Linked DNA regions of Homo sapiens: region 2 is linked to region 1. The links are chromatin loops, found by intact Hi-C in ENCODE. Cell type or tissue: B cell. All regions are shown on one strand. Links, peaks and the distances in the headings refer to the core of each region. The heading gives the core; the rest is flanking DNA. Region 1 overlaps AP3B1 (adaptor related protein complex 3 subunit beta 1). Region 2 overlaps AP3B1 (adaptor related protein complex 3 subunit beta 1).

Evidence for each region. Peaks named below come from ENCODE experiments on the same cell type or tissue, not always from the same donor. Only the 100,000 strongest peaks of a DNase experiment are listed, where the experiment ranks them.
Region 2: a loop joins it to region 1, with 6 times the contacts of the local background. A loop is called at or near these places in 1 of 110 quality-filtered maps.

Annotation. Positions count from the first base shown.
Region 1 is chr5:78,215,000-78,226,350 of GRCh38, reverse strand. It overlaps AP3B1 (adaptor related protein complex 3 subunit beta 1), which reads left to right. Exons shown (of 27, transcript NM_003664.5): 6 at 743-809; 7 at 10,114-10,296. It also overlaps the pseudogene ATP6V1G1P6. Among named protein-coding and RNA genes, the nearest start is that of AP3B1, 74 kb to the left of the region's middle. RefSeq lists an enhancer at 4,199-4,308. In B cell, for the core only: CTCF peaks have their summits at 3,768 and 3,973; a DNase peak (open chromatin) is centred at 4,120; H3K27ac peaks cover 750 bases.
Region 2 is chr5:78,105,134-78,116,484 of GRCh38, reverse strand. It overlaps AP3B1 (adaptor related protein complex 3 subunit beta 1), which reads left to right. Exons shown (of 27, transcript NM_003664.5): 18 at 251-359; 19 at 2,562-2,733; 20 at 6,131-6,278. Among named protein-coding and RNA genes, the nearest start is that of AP3B1, 180 kb to the left of the region's middle. In B cell, for the core only: no CTCF peak of the experiment used is centred there; DNase peaks (open chromatin) are centred at 6,474 and 7,764; H3K4me3 peaks cover 3,865 bases; H3K27ac peaks cover 5,000 bases.

The DNA.
Region 1 (11,351 bases), core at 1,420-6,419:
TAGTAATAAATGTGTATGTTTGTAGAAAGTGAAACCTCATATTCCTATGTTAACTGCCAGACAAGGTTTTATCATGCTTCTCACTCACCTTTTCTCCTTAGAAACTTATGGGATAAGATCCATGCTCACTCTAACGGCTTAAAAGTCCTTCTATCATTGGGCACCAGTATATTCCAGCCTCAATGCTTGCCTCTCCTTGCCTTGAGCTTATAGTCTGTTAGTATTCTATCTCAAATGTTTTAAGCTTATTACTACCTCTTATTTTTCCTAGTTTTAGTTGGCAGATTTTATAATGCATGTCTCTATCAGTGAACTAGTATGATATAAAATTCTTATTTGGAAATTCTCCATATTTGTTTTTGGGAAGTATGTATGCATAGTAAAATAATGACTGCTATCTAGTTATTTTTTTCCTCCCAGTTGAAAAGAGTTTGTGGTTTATCTACTTACAGTCGCTTTCTTGAAGTTTTCCAACTCTTTTAGAAGTGAACTTGTTCTTTCAGTACTATCTTAACTAAACCATTGATATCTGGTTTAGTTAATATGAACAATATTAGAGGGAAAGATGAGGACACATTCATGAGAAAAACCATCCCATTTTATTTGTTTTTCTTTATTTCTAACTTATAATTCTTGCTCTCCTTTCCCTCTTTAAAAATTTCTCAACATCCTTGAATTGGTGAGCATCATGTAAAGCTAGAATTAAAGGGAAAAATTAATATGTTATTTTTGTATTTTTTAGCCTTGATCCAGAGCAGAAGGAAATGTTAATTGAAGTAATTGAAAAACTTCTGAAAGATAAAAGCACAGTAAGTAATGTCTTTTTACGTCTTTGACATAAAAATGTACTTTATTTACATAGTATCATTTACCATTATATATTTTATATAGTTGTATTTATTGATTTCAAAATGGTATAAATATTAATGGCACACAGGACTATTTTTAAAGAACAAAAATTTTCATGTAATGAGAAAGACTGCATTTGGAGTTTTAGATCGTTATGTGTTTCTTCATCAGAATCTGAAAAAAGGCAAGTTGAGAAAAAAATCTTTAACCTGTGGCTAAGTGGTTAACATGGTAAGATCAAGGAATAGAGGTGACCTATGGGGGATGTGAGTTACTAGTGTACTAGTATCTTAGATGGGGCTTTTGTACCCACTTTATATTTCTCAAAACTACTGAGGAAAAGGATTCCAGCTCATCTTAGGATGCTATCATCAGGGAGTATGTACTATCTATGCATGGCAGCTATCTAATACAGTAGGCAGTAGCCCTGTGTAGCTGTAACTATTGGTTTATGGCTTAGCATTTGATCTATCCTGGATAATGTTCAATAAACATTTGATTAGAATGTGTATTCTGCTGTTGTTGAGTGGAGTGTTCTATAGATATCTGTTTTTTAGTGTTGTTCAAATCTTCTACTTTGCTGATCTTATGCCTACTTGTTCTATTCATTATTGAAAACAGGGTATTGAAGTCTCTTTAATTCTGTTAGTGTTTGCTTCATCTATTTAGGAGATTGGATGTTTGGTGCATGTATGTTTATAATTTTTTTAATCTTCCTTTTGTCATTGTAAAATGTTCCTCTTTATCTCTAGTAACATTTTTTTGTTTTAATGTCTGTTTTGCCTGTTATAAATACTACTATTCTAGCTTTTTTATGGTTGCTGTTTCCATTATATATCTTTTTCCATCCTTTTACTTTCAGCCTGTTTATATTTTTGCATCTATTGTATGTCTCCATAGACAGCATATAGTTGGCTCTTGTCTTTTTATCCAGTTTGCCAATGTGTGCCTTTAATTGGAATGTTTAATCCATTCACACTTATTGTTGTTATTAATATAGTTGGATTTTAAGCTGTCATTTTACTTGCTTTTATATGTTTCATGCCTTTTTTGTTCCTTATTTCTCCTTTATTGCTTTTTCTTAGATTAAGTGAATATGTTCTAGTGAACATTTTAATTCTTTTCATGGTTTTTTTACTATATATTTTTGAAAATATTGTCTTATACATGGAGATTATACTTGTAGTTTCATTCCTAGACCATTTAGTAAATTTCTGTTAGTCTGTAGTGTACCAGAAATCATTATTGCATTTCTTCTATGCATAGTTGGTATAACGTAGGAGGTAACTAAATATAGATTGATTATAAATGAAGATAGAGAAAAGAAATTTGATTCCTTTTTGTCTTCTGTATGACAGGCATGCTATCTGCCAGATATGAAGTCAATATTATTAATATTATGGTTAACTTGATTTTAATAATTTAAAAAAATACTTAGTGCTTTTCTATTATAAGTGCAAGAGATTGGCTAAGTACCATGGAGAGTAGTAAGATCTACAAGAAGCAGATCTGTCATTTTAATGAGTTTTACCATCATTTCTGCTACATTATAGACTAAGAGAAATTCTTTGGATGGCCTGGGAATGAACTCTCTCTGTATAATATGTGCATGTCTTCCCAGACAGGATACAGCATATCATAGGTAAAAACAATAGCGTTTGAATCAGATAGAACTGGCTTAATGTCTGAGCGTCTGCCACATAGTATATGTACCAATTCTTTATGAGTTTTAGGCTCCAGATTTGTAGGGTTTATAATATCTAATTTATAAATTTGCTGTTTGTGTCGAGAGAAAGAACTATTGTATATAAAACCCTCAGCACAGTGCCTAACACCACATGGGATGTGATTAAAAATTCCAAATAAGAAATAAGTACTCAAAAAGATGTAAAGATACAATATCTGTGTAAAATTGGAATGTCTGTTTCCAAAATACACCAGAAAGTAAAAAATATTGAATACTTGTTCATCACAGGTATTTAATATTTGTTGAATGACTGTTGAATTAATTTGTTACATTCTTGGTGATAGTAATTAAGTGTGTAGTATCGTTTTTAATGTCTCCCTCACCCCCCTGCAGTGGTTTCATGCTCAGTGTTCATAGGTAGATTCTTTGGGGGCTTTGGTGGCCTACCCTTTGTGAGGCACTCATTTTTCCTAAAGTGTTATATACTATATGTTTATTTTTTTTAATTAAGAATACATATTTCTTTTTCTGTCTATAGTAAAAAACAAAGTTTTTACTGACACCTGTAATTCTGGTGGTATAGCACAGAGTTCCTTCCAGCCTCCTTCCTTTTTATATTTGAAACTGCCTATTCAACATTAAGAAATGTGGCTCTGGCCACGCACCATTGTTCATGCCTGTAATCCTAGCACTTTGGGAGGCCAAGGTGGATGGATTGCTTGAGTCCAGGAGTTCGAGACCATCCTGGGCAACATGGTGAAACCTTGTCTCTACAAAAAAAAAAAAAGAAACAAACAAACAAACAAAAAAACAAGAAACAGGGCTCCTATTTCCACAATCTGTTTACATTTTTGCTGAGTCTCAGAATGCAGAGAAACTATTGCTTCAGAATTGCTAGCACTGTACCTCTGTGGGGTATACAGTAGCATGGGGCCTAATAATTAGAGTTAAATATTTAATTAGAGTTAAATATTAGTTTAGAGTTGTTTTTGTCTTTAATCTTTTTTTTAATGTATGGTAAATCAAAATTGCTTCAACTATTTATATCTTTGAACTCGTTGTGTTGGTATGTAAGAAAGCTATTGATTTTTTTTGAGTGATAAATTTTATATTCTGCTTTTTTACTGAATTCTTCTATTGTTTGAGTTAATTTTCTCATTCATCCTCCTTGGGTTTTTTTTTGCATGACAAAGAGTCTTTACTTTTAAATGATTATCAGTACACCAAGTAGTAACATGTAACAAGTTCTTGAATTCTGTCCTCTTTGATTAAGTAACTAAAACTGGCCCAAACAATTATACTAGTGTTCATTGTTCTAACCACTAGCAGGAATGGACTACCAGATATTGCAGAAAAAGGCCAAGACTTCACCCCTCTTCTGCCTAAACTGCTTCCAGATGGTTCTCTTCTCCTGGGTCTCCTCTACTTTAATGCTGCAGCTGCCTTGGGATCGCAGGGCAGCAGCCTCCTTGGCCTTGAACTCTTTCTCCCTCTGCAGGCAATATTGTTCAATTTCACCTTGAACTGCTGCTTTGGCCTGCTTCTCCCTCCGGTTCTTTCACTGCAGGTCTCAGACACCCTTTTCAGCAACCTGCAGCAGCTACTGGATCCCCTGAGACTGACTGGCCATGACAGCACCAACTCTGAGGCAGAAGCAAGCAGCCTAAATCTCTCTCTCTTTTTTTTTTTAGAGAATGAATCATATCTGCAAATAGAGATGTTTTACTTCCTCTTTTTCAGTTCCTAGAACTCTAATTTCTCTTGCCTAATTATATTGTTTAGTGCCATCACTACAGTTGTGTTCAATAGTAGTGGAGATGGTGGGCATTCTTGCCTTGTTTCAGTCTAAAGGAAATGCTTACATTGTGTTTGCATTAAGAAAGATGCTGGCCCTGAAGATTTTATCTTTGAAATATAGTACTTTTGCAAGGTACTTCAGGATTACTTGATATGGGTCAATTGTTTTGCCTTGGTACTCAGTGAGTCCTTTCAAAATGTAGATTCAGAATTTTTATTATCTCTGGCAAAGTGTTTTTTTTTAAGATTATAATTTTAAATATTAATTCTGTTATTTTTTTTCTTTTTCAGGGATTCCTATTTTATGCACATTGGATCTTCTTTGCCTGTTTTACATTCCAATCATTGTGTCTCTAAACCTCTTCTTTCTTTATCTCATTTTTATTCTTTTGGTTCTTTTTCTACCTTTCTTTAATACCCCTTTTAAAATTTTCATTCAGTAATTTTATTCGAAGGGCACCTTGCAATTTAGTCTTCACATCTGATTATTTTTGCTCTCTTGATTTCTTTCCTGTTGTCAATCAATCCTGATTTCTTTTGTTAATTTATAACTTTAAAAAATTTATAATTTATATTTATATTTCCTATCTTCAAATGCTTCTCTTGAGGGTATTTAATTCATTTTGAAGTGTCGTGTTGTTTCCTTTTGCTTCATCATTTATATTTCTTTGTCGGTAATTTTTGCCAGTTGAATTGTTTTGATTTTCATTTTCTGTTTTTAGTACTTACAGATTACTTGCATCTTCTTATTTCTTTGGACAGGATTGGTGATTTGATTTTGAGGTAGCTTGCAAGATTCCTAGTACAAGAGTACCCTCTCTGTTAGAATTACAAAGTATGTTTTCTTAGTAGATGGCCTTTTGGTGGGAGGGCGTGCATGCATAGGACCAGTATATGTCCCCAAACTATTTCGAGATATGTTTTGTAGCAGCCTAAATTTTTCTCTCTTCTTTTCTTTTCTGCCTAAAAAAGAAGGGTCTTACTCTGTCACCCAGGGCTGGAGTGCAGTGGTGTGATCATGGCTCACTGCAGCCTCGACCTCCCCAGCACAAGCAATCCTCCTGTCCCAGCCTCCTGAGTAAATGGGACTATAGACATGCACCACCATGCCCAGCTAATTAAAAAAAATTTTTTGTAAAGATGGGGTCCCACTGTGTTGCCCAGGCTGGTCATGAACTCCTGGGCTCAAGTGATCTCGCTTTGGTCTTGCAAAGTATTGGGATTACAGGCGTGAGCCACTGCACCCAGCCCCTCTTATTTCTTTTTTTCTGTTATTTCACAGTTTCCAAAGGACTGCTCTCCCCTTACTTTTTTTTTTTTTTAAGCTAATTTTCTCCGTGAAACTTTCCCTTTCTACACTACCTCATTGAATCATCCTCTCTTTCAAGTCTTTCCCTTATAGGCTGCTCTGATCTACCAAGAATCTTTTCCAGTATTTTCACACTTAGGGTGTTCTTTCTCTTTCTGTTGTTGATTTTCGTTTACTTTTAGGCCTGCCATTAACTTCTGCTTGCTTTGTTCCAGGCAGTTTTTTTTCTATACTGTTGGAGGTCTTTGTGAAGTTTTGTGATACAAGCATGAAAATAGTTATCTGGAATTTAGGGTTTATATTTCTACTTATATATAATTTGAGGTTTAGAGATTCTCTGTTTTGAAGTTAGGCTTAAAGCATGGGTTTTGGTCCCTTGTTGTTTTTTTTTTTGGATTTGGGTTGGGAGATTCAGACTTACTTAGGCATCATCAACTTCTCTACCCAGTATTTAAATTGGCTGTATTTTGTGAATGTTTTCTGGTAATTTTTTCTTTTGTGTGATTATAATCCATTGTAGAAAGGTTAAAAATATTCTACACAGATATTTGTGGATCATATCTTAATTATTACCTTTTTTTGGTCACATGTAATTCTTCATTGAAGGAAGACAGGTACATTTCTCCCCTGCCCCCCACCACCAAATTTTTAATGTCAGCATTGGCATTTAAAATCAATAGAGGATCAAAAATCACTTTCATTTAAAAAATCTCCCAGTTAAATGTACCAGGTCTAATTTATTTCCACATTTTGAAAAGGAATTTATTTGTTGCCAGCAGCAGTTTTTTGGGATCATTATTACGATGATGACATTGGTGTTGCTGCTGATACATATACATTTGAAAGATGTTGATCTATTAAACTTTCTTCATTTAACCTCTGTTGATTTTGAGGCATACCATCTGTTGCTTCTTTTAGGCTAGAGGATATTTTCTTTCAATTGAGATCTCAAAGAAAATTAGTTCCATAATTCTCATTTTAAGGAAAGGTGGAATTATAAATATATTAAAATATAATAGAATGGCTTTTCTCTTTTACTAAAGACCAGTATGTGTCATATGAATAGTTTTTTCCTAAAAATAGAACATTTTAGTGTTATTTAGGTAAAAGATATTACAGAAACCTTACAACTGTAGTCAGTGAACTTAAAAGGGGGCATCTAATCTATATTCTGTCATCTCCAATCAACTGTTACCATTTTTCTTTATATGAATTTTTATTGTTTATTCTTAAATTTTATACCATTTTCATCTACCTTCTCAACATGTCCTAAACACTTTCCTACTTTACTACAAGCCTTTTCTAATGTTCACGTATGAATTTATTTTTAAAATTAATAAGTTTCTCTTGTTTTTCTTTAAAATGTAGCAATCCATATTTGTTGACATTCTTTTCTTTAGAACACTTTAGAAGCAGAGTGGTATTTATTTCCTTTTCCTTTCAAGTTAATCCTAAATAAATCTTTTTGATAACATCGAACTTTCTGATAGAAAACAGAGTTTCTTAGGAAAACAAATTAGGTCAGTGCCTGCTGAAAAACTGATTTATGTATATATTTTTGATGACATAAAATTTCCTCTTTTTGATTTTTGCTATAAAATTATGTTTAATGAATAGATTGGTAGTGTATAGCTAAACCGTAGGGATAAGACACAAATTTTAAGTTATTGATTTAATGTTGATAAAAGCCCCACCGTTATGTGCAAAAAACACACCCCTGAGTTTGTACAGATGTTTTATTGTGATAGATCTATTATCCAGCTATTAGAAGATAAATGACTGATCTTTCCCATTTTCCATGCCTCAAGAAAATTGAAATAAGAAGGGGAATATCATTTGGGCTGTATGATTAGGGAAGGTTGGATGGCCATTAATTTAAGGGAAGAAAATCTTGGCAGCATTGGCCAACTTATACCATATTATCAATCAAACCTTGATGCACTTCTTGTGATGACCCAGCACTCTCAGGTTTTTGCAATGTTAATTAGAATTCATGACAAAATAGATGCAAGGAAACGTTTTGTACCCTTCATAATTTTATAGAAAATTTATTGTTATTAGAGGAACCATTTGCTTAGTGTGATTTTTTTCATTACCAGCTTGTCAACTAGCATAGATAATCTAGAGAAAATATGAACTCCATAGATGGGGTGTCACTTTTGTTGATGGTTCATGTAGTTTACCTTGGAGCACAGCTAATGGCTGAAGTTCATAGCAACAGCACAGAAAAACGTGGCAACCAAGGGAAGATAAATGAACCATGTTTATTGCTTTAATATAAAAAATACATAAATGGAAAACTGCATTTGAATTTGATGAGCTCATTGCTGGTTTTGTTGGAGTGATTTATTTTTTCCCTGATATGAAAAGCTACTATTGACACAGTGAGATGGAAGTTAACTGTCTGTTTTTTGGAAACCAGTATTTTTGGTTTTAAAATCTGAGTAGATCATTTAATTTTAATTCTGAATATTTTATAGAATATTGAACATTTAATAAACCAAAATTATTAATTTTCCTTGTAGTGTTTAGCCCAGGGTCAGATTGTTAAAACTATATGATTAAGTATCTAAAATGATCAGTTTTATTTTGTAAAAGTACTCTCTTTATATGCTTTTTAATTATTTTGATGTTTTCTTAAACTTTATTTGGTTCTATTTAATTAATGATATTTGTTAGTACCTTAGAAGGTGTTAGTACTTTAGAATTATTGTGTACATGTAGCTCTTGGTTTAATGAATTTAATATTATATGGTAGCTGATTTTCCATTTAATTGTTTAGTATCAAAACACATTTGGAAGAAAATAATTGCTAAGACAGAATAACTTGATTTTACATAGTATTTTAAAAATTGAAACTGTGAATTACCTGTTCAATTTCATGGATCATTTTATCCTAGATACTATCCTTTATTTTTGCACTTTAACACCCTTTACCAATTGATGTTGATATTAATATAAGGTTGATAATACATATATATAGATGTTTATATCTCACAATGAGTTATTCTAGAGTTTAATGTCATAAACTTAGTTGTAAGATATTTTAAAATGATACTAATTGTCACTTTATAGAAATGTAATTATCACAAAATGTAATTTCTAAAGAAATTATGTCTTTTGCAGAAGACATCAAAATGTGATTGAAAGCATGAGCTTAACTTCCTTGCCATATCTATAACAAATAGAAAATTATATATATAATACATTTTTATATAGTTCACACAAATAATCAATTCTGTGCTTTTTCGATTGAGGTGCATACATGCTGGGACCAGCAGGCACCAGTACATGGTTAGGGCTGGAGTCAATAAATGCAGCTTCACGTTTATACTGATTGGTAATTCATAAAATCCCCACAGGACTTGAAACTTGTTTAGCATAATAGCGAGTCTATATTCTGAGCTGTTTTCTTTCAATTGTATTGTTGGTTGCATATTAATAAACTAAATGTCAGCCAACTAGAGGGACAAACACTCAAAATATGAATATCATTGTATCTAATATTTTTCAAAAAGTACCATTTCAGTAAGTTATATTTCTATTTAATTGCTTATTTTAAGTCATTGGGGAAATTTTAGACACTAAAGTGAAGATCCCTAGTGTTCAGATAGAATATGGTATTAATTTGTTTTTCAAAACTGTATTATATTGTGGGCTAACTGCACATATATCATTTGTACGTATAGAGAAGTATTTGTATAATATATATTCTGCTTAGTTTGTGTCTTTAGAGTAAAGGAATCTCAATGTTACCACTTTGTAAAAGCATCACAGTTCAGAAACTAACATTATGATTCATTAACTGGTGTTGGAAGAGCCCCCTTTTGTTAGTAATATATTATTCCAACTTATACACATTGTTATGAAAGTGATAAGAGCCCAGGTGATGTTCTAAAATTTCAGCCAGTGTGTTTTCTTTGTAAATAAATTATATTGGGTAAAAACCGGTGGATTAAGATGTATATGATTTGAAAGTGTTCTTCTATTAAAATTTATGAATTTCTCATATACTTTTTAACATAAGTTCATTTTAGAATGATTGTCGTTCTCATTTTAAACTGACACAATGTGAGCTTTGTTATTGTCTTGATTCTTTTTCTGAATATTATGAACAAAGTACTGAATTTTTAGATTAGAATTTAGGTTAGCTTTAAACATGAAAAATGTGCGTGATTAATGTTTAATCCACATATGAACAATGTGTTGAAATTTAACCTGGTGAAATAAACACATCAGAATTTACTTCTCTTCAGAATAGTATTTTCTAGACATATTAGAACTATTAAAATTATTCTTTGACGAATAGTCACCATAAAGTTTGTTATTCAAACATGAACATTCATTTTAATTGAATGACTGAATACTTTAATACTGATTGGCATGAAACTGATTACTATAATGCCTGAGTAAGACCTTTGATGTAGGGGAGAAACATTTTTTAATAAGTTACTATTTCTTTCTTTTCTAGTTGGTAGCTGGCAGTGTTGTGATGGCTTTTGAAGAAGTATGCCCGGACAGAATAGATCTGATTCATAAAAATTACCGCAAGCTATGTAACTTACTAGTGGATGTTGAAGAGTGGGGGCAGGTTGTCATAATCCACATGCTAACTCGATATGCTCGGACACAGTTTGTCAGCCCTTGGAAAGAGGTAAGTGTTGAACAGTCTTCCACTTTCAAGTATACTAAGAGAATGGATGAGCTTTTTAAAACTTGGGCAAAAAATTAGGAGTAGTAAACTAGAGAAATCTGCATATTTAAGGAAGACTCATTTGTCTCTTGTTCTTTTACTAAAGCAGGCAACCAATATAAATGCAAGCATAATTATCCATTATTTTGGCACTGATTGATACATATTTATTGGTGTAAGTATATACACTTTTAGTTTGATACTGGCAAGAGGCCCTTGTTAGGAGGAGCAGCATGACACAGTGTTTACAGTGACATTGCCAAACCATGGATTTTTTTGGTTACTAGTTACTTTCACGTCTTTGAGCCCCAGCTATTCCAGGTACTCATTTGTAAAAAAAGTAGGTGATGTGCTCCTATAGCATGTGAATTTATACCTAAAGTAATTAATTTCTTGCCTCTATAGATAAATATTGTTGAACTTTTAAACTACTTTTTCCTAGTTTTGTATTTATAAAATGTTTGTGTTCTTCTCTTCACTTTAGCTGGTAGCATTTAGTAAAATTAATAATTTAAGTGAAGCTATTTGTTTTCTTTGTGCAGATTAACATTAGAAGTACGCCTTATTCTTTTTTTTAAGTATGCCTTATTCTTTTCATCATATTGACAATTTAGAAAATTTTATCATATAACTTGTAATTAAGATCCTTAGGATGTATACATTTAAGATTTAAGGTAATTTTAAACCAGTTTAAATAAATCCTTAAATGTTGTAAGAATAGCACATTCATTCTAGTCTTTTGATGTCTTATCTTTTTAAAATACAGTATTATAGATTTTAAAAACCAATTTGTGTAAAAAAAAAAAAGATTTTTAAAAAGCTCCTGTTATATCAAAGTGGTCTGTATACATACTTATGACAGGCCTTGAGTGCTCAGTACATCTTGCTTTTGTTAATTAGAAAAATGTAAATAACATGGAAAAATGTATGATACATGCTTTAAATGACACATCAAGCTTGCAAATTATTATAAAATGTTGATCACTATTTTCTATATTGATTTAGTATTAGCATTA
Region 2 (11,351 bases), core at 4,244-9,243, 110 kb after region 1:
AAAAGTTTTAAAAATTGTATATTTAAAATAAGATTGTTGGTTTAACATAGGGCCTCTGAGTGAGAGTTTGTGTTGTTGTATTTAGGAGTAAAGTGAATCAGCCTTAATGCCAGGACTTCTAACAGTTGCATTCCCTGTGGAGGCCTTAAGCTTGCTTTTGAATTCAGTTATGTTGTTAATGATTAAGTTTGCCAGAACTCTAAATCTCTGAATGAGAATTCATTTATATTTACTTTATTTGTTTAAACAGGCAAAAGAATGGACCCCAGCAGGAAAAGCAAAGCAAGAGAATTCTGCTAAGAAGTTTTATTCTGAATCTGAGGAAGAGGAGGACTCTTCTGATAGTAGCAGTGACAGTGGTGGGTTTTATAATTTATTGGCATATATTATTTACATAGTAGATTACATTCTATATCTCAGAAACAAGGCCTAATCCATAATATTCAGCAGGTAGTTTTAAGTGAAGTTTGTATTATCAAAATAATCCCTTTCATTTATATATCACTCTTTAGTTTTCAAAGTAATTTTTAATTACTAAATTCTCTTTTTACTTTACAATATCTCTTGGATAGTAGCTGATACATTGGTATAGCTGAAACAGGAACTCATACTTTTCTGAATTCTAAACCACAATGCCTAATATATCTATTGAAAAACATAATTTTACACTTGATGAACTTTTAGTGGGGTCTTTAAAAGTAACTTTCTTTTACAAAAACGTAAAGTTTATTTTATACCTTGAAGAGTCTTTTTCTCTTTCATTTTATACTTATCTCTTTCTGTGAACCTCTATAGAGATAAAGCTAAAATTATTAAGTCTCTATATACTATAAAAAAATCAAACTAAAGGTTGAGGGTAACTATATGCAGTGAAAAGAATGCTTAATAGGAAGGATTTAGAGGCCCTGGCTTTTACCTATGCAAATTGAATAAGGCACCTACTTTTCTCTATATCAGATAAATGAAGGGGTACAGTTAAATATTTCTTAAAGTCCCTTCATTGCTAAAATTCTGTGAGTGATTTGCATAATGAAAAATAGATTGTAGTCACTTTCTGATGCTCTTATTAACACTTAAGCTAATAGGCAAATCTGACCCAAGACCAAACGACACCCAACTTTCTCTAAAATCTTTATTCCTTGGAGAACCAGGGCCTGTCACTCTTACATGGTTATCTGCTACCCTACTGTAAGGTAATTCACTCTTCTTTTCTCTGTCTTCCTTATCAAAAATCTTTGTTTTTAGTATCTGATAAATTAATCTGTGATACATTACCTGTAATTTCTTTCATTGTTTATAGCATAAGCCAGTTATCTGACTTAATATGTATGTGCGTGTAACTTGGATATTACCACAAATCTAAAATGTCCTTATTTAGTAGCTTTATTTTAGTAAAATAAACTTTCCTGTTTGTAAATGATGATAATGATGAGTGCCTTACCCTGTGGCAGACCCTGTTGTGTTCTAATCTCCTTTGTATGTTTCAAATCATTTAATCTTCACAACAGCTCTGAAAAGTAACTAGTGTTATCCCCATTTGCTGAAAAGGAAACCAAAACCCAGAGAAGTTGAATAACTTGTTCAGTTTTACAACTGGCAAGTAGAAGAGCCAGGATCTGAATCCGAACACTAACTTGAGAACCCATGCTTGTACCCCTTGTAAGCCGTCTTAAAACAATACAGGCAGTCCTAGGTTTTCACTGTGATGGACCTTCCTGATGTTGGTATTATTTAACCATTAGAATGTTTAATTAAAGGTTATGTTCCTGCCTAAGAGGGCTTCGTTACATAGATCACAGGCAGGGCAACAGTTTGTCCTTTTGTCTGGGACACAACTCTGTAGTTATAGTCATTTTAAATAGTAAAAATTATGCTTCACTTAAAAAATACACATATATTCTTCATGTATTCTCTTCTGCGAACAGTCCTAGCATACCATAATTTACACATAAAACATTTAAAAGTATAATTCCTCAGTGTAACTTGATCATCTCTTTGACCTATGGAAAACTCGTTTACTAGCTCGAATAAGTAATAACTCTTTAATTAGTCATTTTGCCTATTGTCTTTGAATTTGGAGGTCTTTCCAAGTGATTTGAATGGCTCATTTTCCTCTCAAAATTTGTTCCTAAGAAGATTCAACTGTTGCCTTCTTTTACTCTAAATAGAATTTCCCATTACAAGCAGAAGAATTCAAAATTATTTCTTTAGCCTTACATCAATCCTTACGTAATTCTTTAAAAGAAAGTTTTTGACATAGCTATATACTTTGGGGTTTGAAGTGAGATTCCCTCAAATTTGGTTTACTTGGTTCACCTTTGCTTAGCTTTTCTCTCCTCGTTGTCAGAGCATCCTCTGTCTGCCTCCCTCCAAGCTCACAGTGCTAAAGGAATCCATAGAGCTGAAAGAATGGGGTGTGGGAATAAAATGTTAAACAAGTGGTGTCCACTGAACTAAAATTCAACATCTGGTTTCATTTGTGATGAATATTGACAGTTACAGGTGTCCGTGTGTCTAATTAAATGACTATAAATCTAAGAACATCTGGTTCTGTTTTTCAGAGAGTGAATCTGGAAGTGAAAGTGGAGAACAAGGCGAAAGTGGGGAGGAAGGAGACAGCAATGAGGACAGCAGTGAGGACTCCTCCAGTGAGCAGGACAGTGAGAGTGGACGGGAGTCAGGCCTAGAAAACAAAAGAACAGCCAAGAGGAACTCAAAAGCCAAAGGAAAAAGGTAACTTATTTTGTCAGAATTTCCTTCAAAAAATATTCTGTGAAAGTTTGCCCCAGGCAGAGATGTTTCTTATTAATCAAAAAATGGTGAGAGAAAAAAAGTGTGTATTTTTTTCCAGATATTAAATCTTTTTAAAATTAAAGTGCTAGTTGTTCACATTATTTTCCTACTTGTAATGCTTAGCTTTCATTTTGAACTTGAACATATCTTGGGGTTACATTTTGAAAATTGGTATAACCTTGGAAGGCTGAGTTAAGTGATCAAGCAATAGGTATGAAACACTTAATTACCTTTTGTAGCGATTTTGCTGAGGGCTAAAATTAAATCCTTCAACACTTTGCCATTATGTAACCAAGACAATTGATTTTTCTAAATAATGTTATATTAAAAAGATTATGATCCAAATATTAGAGTCAAGGGCTGTGAAGGAAGACGGTCATAAGATCTTTAAGTGTTAGCACTTTTTAAGATCTCCCATTATCAATAACATTATCATGTATTAAAGTGTCATTAAAATTTTGAGTAATTGGGTCTAATATCTTGGATTGTGCAACTCTGTTTTCCCCGCTGCTGTCAGCGAGTGGCCTCTGCCGACATGATGGTCCTTTCCCCGGGAGCCTGCTGCCCGCTCACTTGATGAGCTTGCAGCCCGGCTCAGTCGTGGCTGACAGCACTGATTGGGGCGCAGTACGCTCTCTGCTCCTTTTATTACAGACAGTAATTAAAGCAGCTCTCCCTGCCACTTCCATAACAAACACAGCATAATGCCCTAATTATGACTTTATTAATTTAAGTCAGGATTTAATGATTTTAAAAGTGATTTATATTGTTTTTCCTGTTCAGAACAAATGAAATCTGTAGGTTAAATTAATACAGGCTTTTCATCATTGCAAAGTTAAAAACCTAGTTACCAGTAAATTCTTTTCATTAGATTAACATCTGAAACTCTAAGCAGTAAGGTAAACAATAATTACCATCAAAATTGAGTGATGCATAATAAAATAACACTTTTACTTTTAAAATCTTATCTTAAAAGCTAGAAGTTGAATATATTTAGAATCATTCACTTGTTGCAGCAAAGGAGCTACTTGGTTTATAATAGCCTTGTCTTTGAGAGAAATCCTGTACTTCTGCTTTAATATCAGCATGTCTATGATGATACGAGTTATAAAACATGTCCTGTTTCTAGAAAGGGAAAGTTTTGTTCAGTGCATGAAATGTCCTTTCAGATGGCAAAAGTCAGTATACTCAAAATTTGTAGTCATGTATTAGGTTTATTATTCTTTTCTTCAGAAATGGATTTTTCTCTTTACCCATGTTTGAATTTAAAAGAATTGTTTATTACAAAGAGAACCACAAATACATTCTAAACCTTATATTTTTAAGTACACATTTTAACCAGTGAATTGGGGATAATAAATTGCCATTTTTTTGCCAGGGAAAAACAACAACATATTTTTCAGTCTTCAAATATAATTACATGTGCTCTGAGATGTTACCATGGCTCCATTTTTAATAAATAGCAATCATATTTCCTCCACAAAAATCAATTCTAGGAAATATTGATTCTTTCCTTGTCTCACTCCTCTCCCTCCCCCTGTATTTTTCTGTCTCAGAATTTTTTTTAACTTTGCCAGTATGATAATTTTTTAAAGCTCCTAATAAGCTTTAAACATCTTCAAAAACCACCCTTTAGTAATCATAAATATTTATGACCAAATTTAAATTTTACACTCCAAGGTATTTTCATTTGAAGGGAGATAGTATGACATAGTGGAAAAAATACGGACTTTGGAATGAGACAGGCTTGAGTTCAGATTCTAGTTCTGCCCCTCTTGTTATGTGCCCTTGAGCAGGTTATTTAACCTTTCTAAATATTAATTTCATTATTGTAAATGGGATAATAATGTACCCAGGAAGAGTGCATTTAAATTAGATAATTAGTATGATTGGTATGAAGTGCCTAGCCCTTTCTGGCCCACAGTAGATTCTTAAAAAAATACACACACATGTGGTAGAGAGAACTAGACCTTTAGTTTCCAGGAAAATATAAAGCACCACAAGGCATTTGTCATCCCCTGAGAGAAGGGTGTTTGGTCATCTCACATGTTATTCCTTCTCCTTGGAGAACTGTTTCCCTGCCCATCTGCCAGCCTTACTCCTATATCTTGGCTTATATGTCTCTTTCTCCAGGAAGCATTCCTAATTGGATCAAGTTTTTTTAGGTGTCTCTCCACATGTTCTCCTGACACGCTATAATTTATTACTTATTACTTATTATACTGTATTATCACTGCAACCTTATCTGTATCCTCCAGTGGACCGTAGACCCTGTAGGGTAGACACACAGAGATCCTCTGTGTCTTACTAACCATCGTTATCCTTAGCACCTAGCATAATGCCAACATGTAGTCAATAATTAATAAATATTTGTTGAGCAGGTGAACAAATGAATGGTGTTAAGCACTTAGGTATGATCATTTGATATTTTAAAAGTTTATATTTGATTAGCTTAAATTTTTAGCAAGATAGTACTTTAGAAGAATTTCCTTTGAACTGGTTAACATTTTCTCATAGAATGTGTTTAAGGTCACATTTGGGAACTTGTGTAAGTAATTTTCTTGGGTAGAAAATGTATAAAATACAAGTCTATTTTAGCAGAAGTAGATATATAAATATTTAAATATATTACTAAACCAGGTGTGGTGGCTCAAGCCTATAATCCCAATATTTTGGGAGGTCAAGTTGGGAGGACTACTCGAGCCCAGAAGTTCCAGACCAGCCTAGGCAACCTAGTGAGACCCTGTCTCTACAAAAAATATAAAATTAGCTGGATGTGGTGGTGCATGCCTGTAGTCCCAACTACTTGGGAGGCTGAAATGGGAGCATCGCTTGAGCCCGGGAGGTCAAGGCTGCAGTGAGCCGTGATTGCACCACTGTACAATGAGACCCTGTCTCATATACGTATATATATACGTATATATACATGAATATATATGTATATACGTATATATATACATGTATGTATACATACATACACACACACACACACACACACACACACACAGGCACAGTATTTTGAGATAGCGTTTTAAAAAATCAGCCTAAATATCTTTAACGTTGTTACTGGTAGTACTTAATTCTTGGTAAATCAAACATTTAATGTTTTCTACATTGCTTTTGATTATATTGTTTAGTGTCATTTTATGACTTTTTGCATTTGAAATTTGTATGACAGGATAGAATTGAATTTGAATGGGTTCTAATTTATTTGGTTATGGGTAATACCTTTTTTATTACCTCATTAATGTATTCTGGAATTTAAAAACAATTTTTTTATAAACTGCTTATATAAAGGAGTTAAAGTTCATATTTCAAAATTTACTATTATGTGTAGTGATTCTGAAGATGGGGAGAAGGAAAATGAAAAATCTAAAACTTCAGATTCTTCAAATGACGAATCTAGTTCAATAGAAGACAGTTCTTCCGATTCTGAATCAGAGTCAGAACCTGAAAGTGAATCTGAATCCAGAAGAGTCACTAAGGTAAGAGATTATACATTTGTTGTAATTGAAGGTAAATATTCTTATAGCAACTAAAATAGACAACACCATCCTCATCTACTCCTGTGATTTTATTTTTTCTAGATAAGCCTTTCCCTTATAACCCAACTCTGCAGAAATGCTAGAAACTTTAAAAAATCTCATCCCTTGCCACTGAAATCAAGGAACTCTTACGCATATGACCTTTTTTGTTCTTGGCTAGGTTGTGACAAGGGGGGGGTTTTGCTGAAGGGGAAGTGAAAGGAAGTCACAAAAATAGTATTGAGCAAAGAATTATAAGTGTACATACATCATAAGAAATTGAGACTATTCACTTTTTAAAAATATTGGGCATTTTGCATAATAGAGTGTGTTTTAAGGCTTCAATTAAAGAGTATACATTCTTTAGTTAGTAAGAATTTGCGTAGCCATTTATTTAAAAACAAATGGAACCACTTATATAATAAAATAATAATGCTTTTTGGTAATAACATTTTTAACACTGAATTTTGCCTGCTTAGCAGGAAAAAAATAAAGTATAAATTGCAAAAATATAGTTATTAATATAAAATGTATTCTATCTGATTTCAAGTCTAGTTAAAAGAATAAAAATATAGAATTCAGACCTAACGATAATTATCTTTTTGGTCTTTAATAATCACCCCCTTCCTATAACTGGACCATGTTCATGCTAGACTTCAAGTATAGTATTTTTATATACAACTGTGTTATTCTGTTTGTTGAAAATATGGCCAAACTCTGCCTTTGATTCAGTTCAATTTCTTCTTAATCCAATATTGTTTTCGTTTATTTGTTCTGTTAACTGGAATCTCTTCAATATGTTATCTGAGTAGGCAAGGATGAAAATTAATTTATTGAAGTAGACAATTGCCCTCCCCCATCCAGAGATTTATTGTTAAAGAATGTTTTAAAAATTGGCTAGTATTTGTCTTGCCTTATTTCACATTTTCTTGCATATATTAAAACCTATCTTAAACTTGAATTTATATTTAAAACTTGTGTCTGTATATAAAATAACCTGAGATTTTTATTTTTAAAAAATTCACATAAAATCTTAAGAGATTTTATGGTTTATTAATCTGGCCTCATATAAAAACTTATCACTTAGTGAGTCTGATGTACTCTCATTTCATACTTACATCAAATTACCAGAAAGTTTAAAATGTTATTGAAAATAAAGAGAGTTACAAATCGACAGTAAATACAACCCAGAGTAAGAAGTATTTTTTAAAAATGACAGAACAAGAAATCAGTGAGTGTCAAGTGGTAGAAGTTATTCTTAGGAAATTTTGTAACAGTTGAAAAATTATAGACTTCAGTGCCTCTGTAGTATTAGAAGCAGAGCTTTAGGATCCCATTAAAAAGCCACAGTGGTTGAACATCATGTTGTGTTGTACCCCTTCCTCCCCCTGAAAAAAACAAAAGAAGATAAAAACCACAGGGGCACTCCAGGTCAGTGATTCTGTTTGTTTCTTCTTTGTCAAAGACTTTCAGTGATCAGATTAAATCTCTTGATAGTTAAAAATATTTTCCTATAGAACGTCAGTATAAAAAACCTCAAACTATTGCAGTGAACCAAGGCCTTTGAGAAATTCGGGTTTCGCTCACATTGTTGATAGTTTTGTGTTCATGTGTTTCCCTTAGGTGGCTTATTTTCTTTATATTAGAATGCCTTTTCCCATCTATAATAGGCATACAGGACTGTGGAGTTTTTTGCTTTAGTTTAGCAACTGGAATAAGTACTCTCCACCTTGGAGCTACCATAACTACTTATTTATTTCTGTTTCTTTCTGAATGATTTGGTGTATACCATGCAATTACAGAATATACCTATTTTCTAATAATAGGTGACTATAATTGTGGAAAAGTCCTCCTTGCACCAAGTGTTGTGGCTTCTGCCCTAAATTATGAGTAATGAAGGCAGATGGTGGGTACTTTACTTTAATTTAGCATGACAATATGTTAGTGCTGAAAATTCATATGCCTTATATCTGCAGCCTAACTAAATCTATATTTTTACTCTTTCTTTTCTTTTTTTTCATCCAGACAATGTGTTTTGAGGGCACTGAGCATGAAAATGCGACCTAGGAGTTACCTTGAATATATGGCTTTCAAAACAGTTAATTTTTATGGTAGTCCTATGAGATAAGCATAGTGTTCTACTTGTTGGGAGAGAATATCTTTGTTTCAGTTTCCTCATCTGTAAAGCAGACATGCTAGTACCTACCTTACTTCTTTCAAGTGTTATGTTAAAAATAAAATATGAAAGATCAATGTAACACACTATGTAACTATAAAACAACAGTTTTAACATTTTTAAAAATTCCATAAAAGATCAACAGTATTGGAGAACATCAAATGCTAAAAGTAACCTAAATTTTTTGGTAACTCTTAAGTATCCTGCTCTTTTTTTTTCACTCTTTTTACACTATTCAAGTTGTAAGGCAACATTTAATTCTGTTCCCTTACCTACAGCCTCTGAGCTTAGCCACTTTCCTTAGAAGACAGCTGCCATCCACGGTCAGTGTTTCTGCTCTCTAACTCACAATCTCCATTTACCCTACTTTTCCTTTGAACGCAGCTCTGTGTAAGACTCGCATCCACTTCCCCAAGGGTAACTCCTACTTCCTTTTGGTCTTGTTTTGTTAATAATCATCTGTCTCCTTTGCACCTTTAATCTCTTTCTCCATTCATTCCTTTTCTGCCAACTGTGGCATTCAGGTTTTTTCAGCATTTAAAGAGAGAGAGAGGGAGCATGGAGTGAAAAAAACAGAGTGTGTGTACATGAGTGAGAGTGAGTTTAGAAAAATATTCTACATATCCTCCATCTTGTACTTCTTAACCCAGTTATTTCCAACTCTATCCTACACATACTGCTCTCTGAAAAGGCAGCTATGATCCTTCCCCAAACCCAGTAGCCTTCTCTTAATCTTGATCTTTTTTTATGACTATTCCCCTACTACTTAAAAGTCTCTGCATCCCTTTTGTTCTTACTTTTTTGACCTTTCATTCTTTTGGTTGCTTCACTTTTTACACGCCTCTGACACCCAAGTGTGAATGTTGACCCCAAATTAGTACTTAGTACACATTAGTCTTTTGAGATATTAATTGATGTGAATGAATTTTTCTTTAATCTTCTTTTTTCCCTCTAAATTTTTCCTGTTGTGAGACCTCATTCACTCCTATAGCTTCAGCTAAAACATTTATATTAATTACTTCCATGGTAACATCTTTCAGTCTTTACATTAAGTTTCAGCTTTTCTTCCCAAATTCATACCAAATTTTTAGACCTCTCTGAGGCTACTGGTTTTCCAAACCTAATACAATCAAAAGACATGCTCTACCATTTGTCACCAGCATTCTTTTCATTCTCCCAGATCTGAAGCCCCAGAATTATCTCTGACTACTCTGTCATTCTGTATGTTTAGATAGTTACCAACTCCTATATGTTCTGTGCGTTATTTCTCATGTCTGTTTCTTCTTTCCCTACTGCCACTATTCTAGATTAGCTCTTCATTACCTGCATAGACCATTGCCATTGGTCATCCTCTGACCAATGCTTTCCCAACCCCAAGTCCTTCTATACAACTGCCAGATGGATATTAAATTCACCTGTCCTGATGGCCCACTGCCATTTGAGTTCAGTAAACTCAGGCTAGCTTGCCCAAACCTACCTTGTCTTAACCCTACCCACCTTGTGTTCTTTCTTTCTTTCTTTCTTTCTTTTTTTTGAGACAGAGTCTTGCTCTGTCACCCAAGCTGGAATGCAGTGGCATGATCCCAGCTCTCTGCAGCTTCGACCTCCAAGTCTCAGGTGATCCTCCCACCTCAGCCTCCTGGGTAGCTGGGACTATAGGCATGCACTACCATGCTTGGCTAATTTTTTGTATTTTTAATAGAGAGGGGTTTCTCCATGTTGCCCAGGCTGGTCTCGACCTCCTGGGCTCAAGCGATCCACCCACCTCAGCCTCCCAAAGTGCTGGGATTACAGGCATGGGCAACCGTGCCCAGCCACACACACTAAATTCTAATCCCAGTGGAATATTTGTGGTTCTATTAACACTCTGTATTCTTTCCTATTTCTATGCCTTTGTTCTTTCTTTTTGCATCATTTACTACACAAAATAAAAGCTAGGGAGAAAGTGGCCTCATATCACTGTGACCCTCCACTTCTCCTAGTTGGGAATGGCTGCAGGGAATGAAAAATGTTACTGATGATGGGGTATCACTCATGTGAATGGGATAGTCAAAAGGGTGAGAACCACAGGTGGATTATTTATGTTCTTAAAATGCCCCAGCATATTCACGAGGCACAAAACTATAGTCACACATTCAGGTGCCATGTTTGTTTGTTTGTGTTATTGATTGGAATATGTCCTCATTTGAGGTCAGATGTTGTTAGTAATGACCATAGAAAATTTCCTTGTTTTAGTTATAATTATGTTGATTGATAAGCGTATTTTATGTGTAGGTGTTATTTTCTGAGATATATTTAATTGAGAAATATTTTTAGTATAGTCCTTTCAATGAAGTAATTCTTTTGTTCCAAATAACACCTATAACAAAATTACTTTTAGTAATTCCTTATTTTAAGTGATTTCACATACTTTACACAATGTAAAGGGGAAATTTTTTTTTATATGAAACAGTGGAGAGAAAATTCAGTGATGTAGACCACATTGTGTCAGGAAGAGATTCACATTTATATCACTTTATCCTGTTTTTGACCAATATAATTAAGTTATATTCTGCTTGTAGTTAAAATTATGTGAACAGATGGTGAAAAAATTTATTTAAAATAATGCTTTTAAAGTTTCCAGGATTTTTATCCTTCATGAAACCTAGGCTTCAGTGTTCTTACAACTACCCAGTATATTAGAGTGCTCCTCCACACCATAGTTATTTCAGCTACGTTGTTAGTCCACTATTCGCACCTTATTCATGATGCAATATTCTAGTTATATCTGTAGTGTCTGTGTACTAATGGCTGAAGATTTAGATACTCTATGATTAAAATGATAAAAACTTTAAATTATGATTGTAATTTATTGTGAG